Regions from separate parts of the Homo sapiens genome. Here region 2 is linked to region 1. A link is an interaction called in ENCODE POLR2A ChIA-PET data of the cell type or tissue named here. Cell type or tissue: MCF 10A. All regions are shown on one strand. Each heading gives the region's core, and the rest is flanking DNA. Links, peaks and the distances in the headings are about the cores only.

Region 1 (7,587 bases), core at 1,413-5,412:
TTCTATAGGAAAATTTTTAACACCAAAACAATGTTTTTTCTATTAAATATAAACACATATTCGTATTTAGTACAAATTAGGCCTATTTTATATAATTCATTAACAGCAAGATTATAATAGGATAAAAAGATGAGATTTCTTTTGCAAACTATAATAGTTAACTAAAGGGGATGGCTAGAACTTTGTCTTAAAGATGATAGGCCGGGCGCAGTGGCTCACGCCTGTAATCCCAGCACTTTGGAAGGCCGAGGCAGGCAGATCACCTGAGGTCAGGGATTGGAGACCAGCCTGACCAACATGGTGAAATCCCATCTCTACTAAAAATACAAAAATTAGCTGGGTGTGGTGGTGGGTGCCTATAATCCCTCGGGAGGCTGAGGCAGGAGAATCACTTGAACCTGGGAGGCAGAGATTGCAGTGAGCCGAGATCCCGCAATTGCACTCCAGCCTGGGCGACAGAGTGAGACTCCGTCTCAAAAAAAATAAAAATAAAAAAAAATAATAAAAAGATGATAAAAAGCCCTCTATAGACAGTCCCATTGCATCCTGCTGGCAGCTTCCAGCGGCCAGAGCACAGCTAGACCTTGGAGTAAATACTGAGAGGCCTGTGCACCCTGGAGACTGCCAGGTGTTTCTTTACAGCCCTCAGGCAATGCTGAGTCCCTTGATGCCAGCATTAGGGGTACCATTACTTTTACTTCACAAGCTTGTTTTTCTGGTTTATTACTCGAACAGAATTAGAAGAGAGGTCATTAGAATTGACACAAGAATTGCATGAGGGAGGAGATGGCCAAGACTACAGGATCAGTAAGTATAAAATTATCCTTGTAAATCAGAGCCTAGTGTCTTTGTGGAACTCCTTAAGGGCATTGCCTGCCCTTTTTTGCTATTTCTTAGATTAGTCGTGTTGCAGTGATTGCTCATAATGACCCCTAATCTTCAAGGAAATGGAAAATTACATTTAGAATATGGTTTGATAAAGCAGAAATGGGCCATATTTTTAAATCAAAAATGATTATAATTACCAATTTCTATAAATGTTAATTTGAGGGATTTAGAAATATTCGTTAATGGTAGACGTTTCTAACCAAGGTTCCATGGATTTGTTTCATGGTGTCCACGAACTTTTAAAAATGAATGTATTCTTTTCCACGAGAAGGCAGAGCATGGGGGAAGGGAGACTCCATAGCTTTCACCAGATTCCCAAAAAATGAGCCCAAAAAAGGTTAAGAACTAATGAATCATATAAGAACACTTCAAGCCAGAGAAGTATATGATTTTAAACTTGGGGATGAGATAGTGGTACTAACATACAAAACAGATTAGCAAGTTGTGATTAAATTTAGATATGTGATGATACTGGAAGCCTCTTGGAACTGCCAAAAACCAAAATGTCAACAAATTAAGTCTAATGACCTAATTGGCTTTTATTAGCAATTTATGAATCAGGCAGCATCCTATCTATGAAATAGAAAGGCTGAGCACAGGAGTGGGCTTTATAGGCAGAAAAAAACAGAAGAAAATGGAAACAAGGAACAAAAGGTGTCTTTATATGGGTTAAAGCAGAGGGGACTTCCTTATGCCAGCTCAGGTTGACGGGGCCCCTTCTAATGGGATACTGTGAATGTTCTGGGTCTTTTTTTTTTCTTTTAAACTGACCTATTTTAAAGTTCAGTTTGATTACGTGGCACCTAGCATGAGTGACTCCATTCTAGTTTGGTCTGGTCTGTTGGGGTCCCCTGTAGGAGCTTAGTCCAAAAAAATGACCTCCCATAAGTTTTATTTAATAGAACATACACAGTTTAAGCTCTGTTTTTTCTAATACCAGCCATGGTTCCTTGCTATCTTCCTTACAGTGCCACAGCCTGAAGTAAATTTGGCCATAAAGTCAGAGGTATTTTCAGACTGACCTGTGCATTATCTCTTCCAGGGCACCCTAAACCAATTTACAAACCCCAAAGTTAAAAACAGTCCATTCTCCAGCCAGCTAGACGAATACCAGCTGCTCACATTGGCACGAAAATCTAAAGTGGGAATAGATTCAACTCCCTCCTGACCACTGAGCCAAACTCTGGGAGTTGGGAAACCATTTGTTGAATGTCTAGGGTGAATGAAAATCAGAAGTTTCAGGGAAGGGGGAAAGAGCCAATACCCTGCTGTGCTGTCACTAAGGAGGTAATAAATCACTCTTAAAGAAGGAAAGCAAAAGCTTGATCTGGAAGGAAAAAAAAAAAAGCCTGCTCTGGTCTGCATGAAAATGTACTTAATCTCTGGTACACAGTTTTAATGAATTGTCTTTTCCAAAATTTCATTAAGGCTATTATTTTCACATATTTCTGACTTCAAGCGATCTTTAAACAAATAATTTTGACTTATAAGTATATTGTGAGAATTTCATATAGTACAGAAAAGAAGGTAAAAACCCCTTTCTCCCCCAAAACTCCCAGTTTCCTTTACTAGAGGTTCACTTCAGATTTTTAGGTATCTTTCCTGAAAATACGTATGCCCTTTTAAAAAAAATACACAAATGAAGAGCCAGGCACATTGGTGTGTGCCTGTAGTCCCAGCCACTCAGTAGGCTAAGGCGGGAGGATTGCTTGAAGTTCAAGTCCAGCCTGGGCAACATAGAAAGACCCCAGAGGTTACAACTCTCTATATATATGCTTAGGCATCTTGCTTCTTTCACTGACTTTTGCAGATAATCCAACCTCATTCTTTTCGGTGGCCACAAAGTATTGTCATTTATGAATCATCACAGGGGGTATTTAGATTAGTTCCCCCTTGGGGTTGTTACCATCAGTGCTCCAGTGCCCTTCCCTGTACATATATCATGCCACATTGTGTGGCTTATATGTAAAAGAAATTCCTAGAAGTGGAATTGCTGCTCTGAAGGTACATGATTTGGAATTTGTGGAACTTGGTAGATATTACCAAATAGTCTTCCAAAAAGGTTGCATTTCTGCCAACAGCATATGAGAGTACCAGTTTCCCTCCATCCTCACTGACACAGGGTTTCTTCAAACTTTAATCTTTTTTCAGACTAATAGATAAAAGGAAATTCATTGTTTTGTTTTGATTTCTTTTATTATGAGTTAAGAAGAACATAGATTTATTTTAAAATAAATACTTGTTGGTTGCTTTTGATTTTAAGAATCAGAAGTCCTTTCTTTTTTCTTTTTCCTTTAAGTACTTTGTGTTACCCATTTCTTATGGTTTCTGTGTTTTCTCTAGAAAGTCATCTTCCTAAATTGTGTAGTAAGTAAAATACATTTTGGGGGAAGATCAAGTTTTCTTTGCATTTTTTTCTTTTGAATCCTTGGTAGCCTAGCGTTGAACTAGTATTTCAGTCGATTCCTCCACCTCTGTGCTTTAGCAAGGTCTTCTGCAATCGTTTTAATCATTTGATCTGTAGTTTCTTTCAAAATGGTTGCTGTCCTTAGGGCATGATCCAAAGCCGAGTTTAAAATCTACAGAGGAAAAGTCCACACATTTTAATTACATAAACTAACTGCTGTTTCTGTTCTTTGGGTTCTCTCATTATTAAACATTACAAGGTGGAATTTGGGGAGTATTCCTGTTTTCCTCTTGGTCTATTTCTGTTTTTGAGGGTTGGTTTCCTAGGAGACCAGTCTGAGATGGAATATATTTGTTAGGGAAAGGGATTGAAAAAAAGACCAGCACGTGACTGATGAGCATGAATCAGAGGGTGAGGTCAGCCGCCAGCTGGGCTGTTTCCCTGCCGCAGAGAAAGAGAAAAAAAGAACAGCTCTTAGAGGCCATTGATGGGGATTGGGGGGCCATAACCACTGAGAGGGTATTCAGGGATACAGCGCATGCGTATGGAAACATTTGAAAGTGGCCTGGGGATTCGAGTTAGTGATTTGAAATAGGAAACTGTTGGCAACTCTGATCACAGTGTCACTGGAACAGACCCAGTGCCTTCAACCCCCGGCCAGGGAAATCCTGTAGCTGAGGCACCACCCACAAATCACTTTCTCCAGGAAATTTCCCTTGGAACCAATTTAGAATAATACAAACCTTGCGACTGCTGAGGCTGTGTGTCTTTAGCTTAGTTCTGAGCACAAAATTGTCTTTAGCAGAGCATTTTCTGAAGCTCTGATACTGTAATAACTTAAGAGCTGCCAGTTCTGTGGGCATCAAGATCAAACTTACGAGCTGCAATGCTTCTCGAATGATTTTCTAAGTCCTCACCTCAGATTTTATTTCTTCAGTGCTATCAAAGTCACATAAGGATTTGCTTCCAGAAATCCTGCAGGAGTAGAAATGGGGTGAGGGTGTTGCAGGGTCTGAGCTGTAGGTCATGAAAGCCTGAAGTTTTTTTCTGGAAGACAAAAGCACATTGATACTTGTGTCAAGCGCCACCCTCAAGCACACTCCTGTTCACGTCAGCTCTGTGGTAGGTAATGGCTCTGTGTGGTTTGGGTGTGGGTGGATTCGTGCACCCGCTGCCCTCCTAGCTCTCATACTCCCATGTGGCTGACCGCAGCTGGGCTTCAGAAAATGGTTGTTGCCATGACCATGCGGGTGTTTTCTCCCGGAATTGATCTCCTTTTCCTCTAGTACAGAAAGAGGCAAGACTCTAAACACATTTTTTATTCCGTTTTCATTCTTTTGGGGCCAACTTTCTTTTTTTTTTTTTAATTTTTTTTTTTTTTTTTTTTTTGAGACAGAGTCTCGCTCTGTTGCCCAGGCTGGAGTGCAGTGGTGTGATCTCTGCTCGCTGCAAGCTCCGCCTCCCGGGTTCACGCCATTCTCGTGCCTCAGCCTCCCGAGTAGCTGGGACTACAGGCGCCCGCCACCACGCCCGGCTAATTTTTTGTATTTTTTTTTAGTAGAGATGGGGTTTCACCGTGTTAGCCAGGATGGTCTCGATCTCCTGACCTCGTGATCCGCCCGCCTCGGCCTCCCAAAGTGCTGGGATTACAGGCCTGAGCCACCGCGTCCGGCCTTTTGGGGCCAACTTTCTACCTTGCATTTTTATAAAACAAATACACAAAACTGCCAATTGCAGGTACCTTGGGTTGAGTTCATTCTGGCACCAGTGAGCTTTCACCCCAAGGAGGCAGAAGCAGTCAAAAAATAAAAGCAGCTCCTTTTGAAGTAAACAGGCTCCCCTTGCCTGCTACACTGTGATTGGTTCTCTCTCAGGGATGGGCCAGAAGTCTGCACTAGGTGAGTGAGGGGTGCAGGGCCACTGGGCTGTTAAGGTTGTGCAGAGCATGGCTCTAGGGGGTTATTTGCATAGTCTGTGAAGGGCACTGCCTGGAGTTAGGCTTTTCTCAAGCATGAGCAGTGGCCCTGAGGGATGCCATGAGAACTTGCCTGTTGACTGAGCAGTCATAGAGCCACCCTCACAGCTTCCTCCGGCTTCAGGTTTCCTCTGTTAAGCATTACTTTGGTGCATAAAACACTTGTGAGGAATATCATCTCCAGAAAATATCCTTTCATCCCTCTCCCCTACCATAGGAGCATCAATTGGTTCTGCAAGTTATTTTAACACATTGGATTGATCCTCCAGGCAAGAGGTGGTCCAGCATCCGGGGCCCCTAACTAATGAAATACTCTGGGCAGGGGATAGCAGAGTGGTGCAGAGTCCTCTCTCTCCCCATATCCCATCAGTCTCCACTGTCAACAGTATAACAGCCATCGCTTGCTGAGTACTTATTATGAGCCTGGTACCATTCTAAGTGCTTTATATGTATGGACTCAGTCCTCAATGAGTTTGGCACCATTATGATTCCCACTTTACATGCGGGGAAATGGAGGCACACATAGGTCAAGGAACCTGCCCAAGGACACAGAACCAAGACAAACCCAAGAAGTCGGCCAGGCATGGTGGCTCACGCCTGTAATCCCAGCACTTTGGGAGGCCGAGGTGGGTGAATCACCTGAGGTCAAGAGTTGGAGCCCAGCCTGGTCAACATAGCGAAACCCCGTCTCTACTAAAAATACAAAAATTAGCTGGGCATGGTGGCGGGTGCCTATAATCCCAGCTACACGGGAGGCTGAGGCAGGAGACTCACTTGAACCTGGTGGGGCAGAGGTTGCAGTGAGCCATGATCGTGCCACTTCACTCCAGCCTGGGCGAAATAGTGAAACTCCATCTCAAAAAAAAAAAAAAAAAACCAAGAAGTCTCCAAAGGTCACGTTCTTAAACACTGTGCTAGACTATGGTGGAGGGTAGTAGGTTCAGACTGAGTGGCTCTGAGTGCAGAGCCTGAATTGTTAGCCACTCTGCTGCGCTATTGGTTCTGTCTCTTAAATAGCTCTTGAATGAATACACAGACTTTTCTCTTTCCATCTCCACCACCCTTGGTCAAGCTGCATCATCTCACCTGAATTATTGCACTGGCCTCTTATTTGGCCTTTGTCCTCCAATCTTAACTCCTCTAATTCGTTTCCACTCCTTCAGTAGCTAGACTGACCCTTTAAAACACTAAGAAATTTTTAAATTCCCTGATTAAAAAACTTAATTGGGTGGGCCTGCCACAGTGGCTCATGCCTGTAATCCCAGTGCTTTGGGTGACTGAGGTAGGAGGATTGCTGAGGCTAGGAGTTCAAGATCAGCCTGGGCAACATAGTAAGACCCCATCTCTACCAAAAAAAAAAAAAAAGTAGCTAGCTGTGGTATCACATGCCTGTACTCCCAGCTACCCAGGAAGCTGTGCCAGGAGGATCACTTGAGCCGAGGAGGTCAAGGCTGCAGTGAGCCAAGATTGCACTCCAGCCTGGGCAACAAAGCAAGACCCTGCCTCAAAAAAAATTTTTTTTTAACTTCACTGGGGGGCCAGACACCTGTAATTCCAGTGCTTTGGGTGACCAAGGTGGGAAGATCACTTGAGGTCAGGAGTTTGAGACTAGCCTGGGCAACATAACAAGACTCTGTCTCTACAAATTTTTTTTTTTTAATGTGCACCTATAGTCCTAGCTACTCAGGAGGCTGAGGCGGGAGGATGACTTGAGCCCAGGAGTTCAAGGCTGCAGTGAGATATGATCACCACTGCACTCCATCCTGGGTGACAGAGGGAGACCCTATCTCTAAAAATAAAAATGAATTAACAGCAAAAAAAAAAAAAAAAAAAATACCCTAATTGGCTTCCTCTTGCTCCTAAGATTCTGAAATACTTCCTGGAGCTGACAAGTCTCTGTACGGTCTGGCCCTGACAATTCCACCAACCTTTCCTCATCAGCCTCATCTTGCTCCACTGCCGCTCCCTCTTTTGGGTTCCAGCCACACCATTCCTGAACTTGCCAAGTGCCTTCTCACAACAGGAAGCTTTCCTAGACTGGAATGTTCTTCACTGCCCCCAGATCCCCTTGCTAGTTCGTTCATACTTATCCTTCGAAGCTCAGCTTCCCTGAGCCCCCAAATTAGATCAATGGGACTTTGTACGTCCCCTTCTTGGCACTTACAAAGACTATGCGGCTTCTCTGCCAAAAAAGTAAGCTCTGTGAGGGCAGGGACAGTGGCTGACTTTGTCCTGTGTTCTCAGTACCTAGTACAATGACTTGGTTTATTGAATAAACAAATGAATGATTGAAGGATTAGATAGGTTTAGGTTTGAA
Region 2 (7,587 bases), core at 1,761-5,760, 110 kb before region 1:
ATTCTCCACAGTTACCTTTAGAGAGAATTTATGAGAAGTTAGTTTCTGATGCAGAGGTTTTTAGGCTGTGATTTCATCAAAAGTCCTTTTAGCATTCTACCTCAAAGGGACACTTAGTATGCCTAAAATTTATTCACTTAGTTTTCCTTTTTTATTTGAAAAAATACATGACATGTAATCTTTTTTTCTTGAATTCTTTCTCAGATTTTAAAGTACTATATTAAAGAAAAAAATTAATGTCTAAAGCCTAGCATTCTTGCAGAACCCTATACTAACATGTAATGGGGAGAGGGTGGGGCAGATGAGTAGAGAAACAGATTCAAGCCTCAAGCTTCCAAAGCATTTTTATAAATGGAAAATCCTTAAATTATGAAACAGCTTGATATAGTGTCCTTTTTTTAAAATTCAGAACTTTTTTTATTGATAATGGAGATTGCTGTTTGAGTTTTTAAACTTAATCTAGAACAGAGGAGTATTAAAAGTAATGCTGTGCTGCATTATTTAAGACTATCAGCAAATTATTTGATAGATTGTTCTTACAACTTGTATTCTGATTACAGAACCATCATGAGTGTGGAATAAATACTGGATTAAATCCTTTATCCTGGGTCTTGGCTTTTCCCCCATTTGTTAAATTTTTTTAGCATATTTATATTGTGGAAATTGATGAAACGTCAGTAGAGTCACACTTTGTGTACAGGGATGTCTTAGTGCCCAGATGACAAGTGAATTTTGGAGAAATGCATAGACTGGGATTGGGCATGTGGTAATCAATAATCTTTATTAGAATACTTGATAATGGCAGTTCCCTTTGTCAGTGGTTGTTACATGTGTCATTTGATTACTTTGTTCCATGTCAAAGACGTTTATTGGGATACCTTTTACTTGGACAATATGTTAGCATTTTTTAAAATTTGGACTTGAAATTCTTTAAGATAATTCACCCAATTCTTTTTAGAAAAGAAAATAGAGGCCCAAAGTAATGATGTCAGTGCTAGGGCTAAAACTCAGTATTCTGACAGTGTAGTGAACCTGGCACGCACATTGAGGTTTGTTTTATCTCACTGGTTATACTGGCCAACTAATGCGCACTCAGAAGCCACCTTGCAAAAATGTTAAATGGAGCAAACGAGTACACTTGCAAGAGTCCTCCATATGTGGGCTTAACATATGTACCACTCCATTTTAGAAAAATCTCATTAAATGAATTCTTCTAAAAATGATATGCTTTTTTCTTTTTTAAGAAAATTCCTTTGTCTTTTAAATTGAGCATCAAGTGAATTAGTGCTATAGACACCCAGAAGTTAGAAAAACCTATTGTATAATATGAAAGCCACTAAATTTGTCTTGTGTTGAAAATCTACTTTTAGCATACCTAAATTATGGAGCTACTACTTTGGATATGGTTCCATGTGAAATGTTTTATCTGACTATTTTAAGTAAAATGTGGAAAGAATTTAAATTACTTCACATGGAGGTGAAAGAACTATCACCTCGATTGACAGTTCGATGATCGTCACTACATTTGATTTCTTGTGGGTTTTTAGTTTGTTTTTGTTTTGAGACGGGCCTGGCTCTGTCACCCAGACTGGAGTGCAGTGGTGCAATCTCTGCTCACTGCAGCCTCCACTTCCCTGGCTCAAGTGATCCTCCGAACTTGGCCTCCTAAGTAGCTGGGACCACAGGTGCATGCTAGCACACCCGGCTAATTTGTATTTTTGGTAGGGTTGGGATTTCGCCATGTTGCCCAGGCTGGTCTTGAACTCCTGGCCTCAAGTGATCCACCCACCTCAGCCTCCCAAAGCGCTGTGATTACAGGTGTGAGCCACCACTCCAGTCCCTTCTTACGATTTTTAAATATGTTTGCTTTTGAGGAAAATTATGGTAGGTGTGAGAACATGTAAATTGTGCTAGTTATTGCTATATATATGCATGATTTATTTGGAGAGTGGCTTCCTAAGAAACTGGGAAAACAAGTGGCTATGAAAGACATCTCACATTTCTTGAAACATGAGAACATTTGGACACGAACATCACACGCCGGGGCCTGTTGTGGGGTGGGGGACTAGGGGAGGGATAATATTAGGAGAAATACCTAATGTAGATGACAGGTTGATGGGTGCAGCTCACCACCAAGGTACATGTATATCTAGGTAACAAACCGGCACGTTCTGCACATGTATCTGAACTTAAAGTATAATTTAAAAAAATTTTTAATACAGCTTAATAAGCATCCTCCATCCAGTTTTTGTACTTACTGGAATGATTTCACCTTTCCATGTATTAAAATCTTTTGCCTGTTTTTAATGTTCAATTTGCAATTAAATTCTATACATGGGCGAGTATATCATCAATCTTAAACTTTTAATATAAAGTGTTCATTTTAATATTGCCCTGTTTTTATCTCCTAACTCTGATTTAGTTCCTCAGTTCCTCTAAGGCAATGGTTGTTTTGAGTTCTGGGCCCACTTTTTAGTAATCTGATGAAAGCTACCATCCTGTCTAAAAAAAAGTACCCCACTAGGTGCAGTGGCTCACATCTGTAATCCCAGCACTTTGGGAGTCCGAGGCCAGTAGGTCACCTGAGGTCAGGAGTTTGAGACCAGCCTGGCCAACATGCTGAAACCCCATGTCTACTAAAAAGTGGAAAATACGGGCCGGGTGTGGTGGCTCATGCCTGTAATCCCAGCACTTTGGGAGGCCAAGGCGGGCAGATCACAAGGTCAGGAGTTCGAGACCAGCCTGGCTAACACAGTGAAACCCCGTTTCTAATAAAAATACAAAAATTAGCCGGGTGTGGTGGTGTATGCCTGTAGTCTCAGCTACTTGGGAGGCTGAGGTAGGAGAATCCCTTGAAACCAGGAGGCAGAGGTTGCAGTGAGCTGAGATCACGCCACTGCACTCCAGCCTGGTTGACAGAGCAAGACTCCGTCTCAAAAAATCAAAATACAAAATACAAAATACGCCGGGTGTGGTGGTGCACGCCTGTAATCCCAGCTACTCCGGATGCTGAGGCAGCAGAGTCGCTTAGAACCTGGGAGGCGGAAGTTGCGGTTAGCCGAGATCTCACCACTGCACTCCAGCCTGGGCGAGAGAAGGAGGCTGTGTCTCAAAAAGTACCTTAAAATTTGTGTGTAACTTCAAAGGAACTCACAAACTGCCCTAGGACTTTGGTTCTGTTCATTAACTGATTTTTTTAAAACTATGCTTAGATGTACAGTGTTTGGGAATTAATAAACCAGAAACTTAAGTTCCTAAGAGTACTTAGGCAGTTAGTTGCAAAGGCAGTATCTGTTTTGTTATTTTACTTAGAGCTGCAGAGGAAGAAAAAAATGACAATGGTATTCACTTAATTCTCTTCCCTAAAAGTTGTGCTTTATTATAAAGTTTTTGGTTAGTAGAGATGAGGTCCCACCACTGGCAGTTTGTACATCTTTCAACTGATGCCAACGTGCAACCTCAAACACTGACTAGTGGACCAATTCTCAGGTGATATTGGCCAACTGATGGGCGTTGATTCTGTTCCTAGTTTGATTCTATTACGTAAATGCTGAAATCAGCCTTGAATGACTAAATTATAGGACCTCTTAAGTAGAGATGATTTTACGTGGCAGGAAACGCTTCTTGGTAGTGTCACTCTGAAATTTCCCCTCCGTCATTCCACCCTATAAAGTCCCACAGTACTTTGCAAGTACCTCTGAAATGGCATTTATTGGGACCATTGTCACAACTGGAAAATGTTAGCATCATGGCTGACTTAAAATCCGTTATTTGATTTCTCAGAGTATTGATATTCAAAGCATTTCTATTTACATAATCATGATCCACAATGTGTAGCACAGATATGTATCCAGATGTGTGTGTTAGGGGGTGGGGGGTGCTTTTTCAGCCTATTGCATAAACAGAGAACTGACCTTACAGCATTTCATGTAAGCCCTGAGGTTTTGCCACAAGGATTGGAAAAAGAACTACTTATTGTAAAGAAATCCTCACATAAGCTTCCCTGATCTGCAGGTACTTAAAGTCCACCAATCTTCAGTTGGTTTTCCTTGGCTGATTCTTGTTCTGGCCATTCTGAAGCTGAATTATTTCTCTGTTTCTTGAGTCAGTGCAATTAGTCACACACATCCCTGCCCCGCCCTCCAACAAATTCCATCAGCTATGAACCTCTGACATCCAAAATAAACATATAATCTAAGTGAAAACAAGCAGTGCTTGCTGAGCAAATGCAAGGGAAGACCTCTTGTCTTCTCCTTCCCTCTTATTTAGAAATTTTGAAGTCAATGTCCTGGATATTCGACTATACCAATAGAGGGAAAATCTTAAATGCAACACTCATCCAGCCAATCCAGGTACTGGTTCGGTGAACATTTCCTGAATGAAGTGTTCCATGGGTTAGCCGAAACTTGTGCAGGGACAGCCAGTGATTTGTGGATGTGCCAGTTATTTATACATTTTCTAGCTCCACATCCACCTTTTATTTCCCTGCTTCGTGATTCTGGAGCTGGGCCTTTTAAACATTTTTCCATTGCCGGCTGGCATAATGTTAAGCGTGTCAGTGGAGCATGCTGGAGGGAGCTGCAGCAGAGAGGTGTGTTTTCTTTTTTCTTTTTGCTTCTCCATTGTGTAGGGGCCAGTGGCATGTAGAGCACCCAGCAATATATATCCCCCAGCAAATTTCAGTACCATCTCATTGAGAGAAGTGGGAGTTCCCCGCAAGTCCACGAGTCCCCTGCCCGCTTCCCAGCAAGTTTGCTAGTGCTCCAGCAGGCACCTGCCCAGGAGTTTCAGCAGGACCTCACAGGTTTCCCAGTAAGTCTCAGTGGCACCCCAGTGGGTGGCCTCCTAGCTACTTTTGTTGACACCTCTGCTCTCCAGCTCCAACCTTCAGCTTCTCAGCATTTGCTGAGAAGCCACAACTGCACCCTCGCCAACAAGGTCTGAATCTCAGTCTAGCAAGGGAACGTCTCCTAATGTTTTCGTTTTTTGTTTGTTTGTTTTGTTTTGGTTGTTATTGTTGTTTTAGACAGAGCCTTGCTCTGTCACCCAGGCTGGAGTGCAGTGGCACGATCTCAGCTCGCTGCAGACTCAACCAGGGCTCAAGCAATCCTCCAGCCTCAGCCTCCTGAGTGGTTAGGAAGGATTATTATGGGCGGGTGCCCCTACAACTGGCTGATTTTTATTTTTCTTCCTAGGGACTGGGTCTTACTGTGTTTCCCAAGCTGGTCTCAAACTCCTGGCCTCAAGCAATCCTCCCTCCTTGGCCTCCCAAAGTGCTGAGATTACAGATGTGAGCCACTGTGCCCAGCCACGTCCCCCACATTTGTTCTTTTCTTGGGTCCTCTGCCTCAGCACTAGAGGTAATGGCTGCTCCCTATATCCACTATTACTGTATTTTTTTAGCCTTCTCTTTACCTTTAGTAGTTAACCCCGTTACTGGTTAATAATTCTTTGTATCAAACTTTGCCTCTTGGAATTACTGTGTGTTTTCTGTCTCTGGACTGGACCCTGAATGGTACAATGTATTAAAATGATGCCAGTCATATGGATGCTCCCTCCTTTGGCTGGCTGATGAAGTAGTCTAGTATAAAGGGCTCAGCCCAAGAAGTTTGTTGAGAATTATGTAAGTGAATCAGACAGGCTTCTTTCAGAATTTTAACAGAAAACTAAGAATTGGCCAGTCCTTAGAAGAGTGGACAAGATGCATAGTTGTCTTACAACAGTGACCATGTAAAAGAGTCACCGGACCCTGAAGCTGCCTCACTTCCTGCTGGCTTTCTAGTTTTTTCCCAGTCTGGTCAGTGGATATCCTTGCAATTTCTCTGTTTTTCTTAAGGTGGCCTGAGTTTCTCTTCCCTGGAATACAGGAGCCTAACTCTGGTTTCTTTTATTGTAATAACCAGGAATCTCTGATCAGTAAGGGTCTTCCTGATATTTTCTAACATTGAGTTTTTAATCTGTTTATCCTTGTTAGTACCAGCAAGAAAATACCATCTACTTAATTTGAGTGAAGAAGAAAAAAAGTGGTGTGTGTTTGTGACAAAAAGTGGGGTTTGTTTGTTTGAGACATGGTCTTGCTCCGTTGCCCAGGCTGGAGTACAGTGGCACGATCGTGGCTCACTGTAGTCTCAACCTCCCAAGCTCAAGTGATCCTCCTACCTCAGCCTCCCAAGTAGCTGAGACTATAGGCACACACCACCACACCTGGCTAATTTTTTATAGAGGTGGGGTCTCACTGCATTGCCCAGGCTGGTCTGGAACTCTTGGGCTCAAGTAACCCTCCCACCTTGGCCTCCCAACATGCTGGGATTATGGGCATGAGACACCATGCTGGGCCCAAATAGGAAGTTTTATATGATTCCTCTTTTTTTTTTTTTTTTGGTGGAAATGGTCTGCCTTTGGCAGAAGGGGGATGTAAGGGCATGGTGGAAGACTACATTATGGATTAGGGCCACTAAAAATCTTGCAGTTTCCAATGTTTTCCTGGAGTTAATCCTACTCTACATTCCTTCTATATCCCTAAATATTTCTTTTTGATATCCCCTACAATGGCCACTTCAAATCTTTACTAGTTTCTGAAGTTCCTACTTCATCTCCATATTCATTTCATATTCATATTTACTGCAGCCTTGACCTCCCTGGGCTCAAGCACTCCTCCCACCTCAGCCTGCTGAGTAGCTGGGGCTACAGGCACACGCCACCCCACCTGGAGACTTTTTTATATTTTTGGTAGAGATGGGGTCTCTCCATGTTGCCCAGGCTGCTCTCAAACGCCTAGGCTCAAGTGATCCACCTGCCTTGGCCTCCCAAAGTGTTGGGATTATGGGCATGAACCAATGCGCCTGGCCACCTCTCTCTATATCTTTCCGTTACATGTCTTAAATTCTGCCCTTGGCTGATCTACCTATGCACCAGATCACATTTATTTATTCATTCATTTGTGTGGTAGACTGCCAATTGTTCCCCAATAGAGATTACTGGAATGTATCGTTAGTCTCTTTTATCTCCTCTCACTGAATTCTGCTGCTTAGAACTTTAATGTGATAGCTGGAACTTTATCTTGGACCAAGAAGGAGGGCCTCCTCCTAGGGATGGCAGACTAAAGAGGAAAAAGGAGCCTGGGTCTCTCAAGACTCCGTGGAATAGAATTGCCACGCCACTCCTGGAGGCTTTGCCTCTACTATTTTATATCAGGAAGAAACTTCTGGTTAAGCCACTGTTATAGGTTTTCTGTCCACTCTCAGCAAAACCTAATCCCGACTAATCACAGTTCTGAGATCTGGAATTGCACACCAAGTAACATAAGCTAAAGTAGTGCGCATGAGCTTAGTGAAGGAGGGTGGGTGTCAGGAAGCATCAACACAGGCATGTGTGGTCTGGAAAGTGGATGATTCTTGTGTGGAGCATCCTCACATTTTCTCCCTCTTCCGTTCCAGACTCTTATCTTTATCTTTTATTTTCAGTCCCTCTCCTGGCCTTTGCATTATTTACTAATCTTAAATTTGCTGATATTACCTTATTAGTACACTAATAATGTGTAAATAGACTTACTCTTGTAGCTATTTCCCCTCTTGGTTGTCTTAGCTC

What was found. Peaks named below come from ENCODE experiments on the same cell type or tissue, not always from the same donor. Only the 100,000 strongest peaks of a DNase experiment are listed, where the experiment ranks them.
Region 2: POLR2A ChIA-PET joins it to region 1 with 6 read pairs; 11 of 35 experiments call an interaction of 5 or more read pairs at or near these places.

Annotation. Positions count from the first base shown.
Region 1 is chr1:108,812,836-108,820,422 of GRCh38, forward strand. AKNAD1 (AKNA domain containing 1) reads right to left here. Exons shown (of 16, transcript NM_152763.5): 15 at 4,213-4,342; 16 at 3,066-3,467. The coding sequence ends at 3,336. It overlaps LOC105378891 (a long non-coding RNA gene), which reads left to right and starts at 755. Exons shown (of 5, transcript XR_947687.3): 1 at 755-807. In MCF 10A, for the core only: no CTCF peak of the experiment used is centred there; DNase peaks (open chromatin) are centred at 3,696 and 4,436.
Region 2 is chr1:108,700,584-108,708,170 of GRCh38, forward strand. PRPF38B (pre-mRNA processing factor 38B) reads left to right here. Exons shown (of 6, transcript NM_018061.4): 6 at 1-2,345. Among named protein-coding and RNA genes, the nearest start is that of FNDC7, 8.5 kb to the right of the region's middle. RefSeq lists an enhancer at 2,930-3,019. In MCF 10A, for the core only: no CTCF peak of the experiment used is centred there; DNase peaks (open chromatin) are centred at 3,498 and 4,128.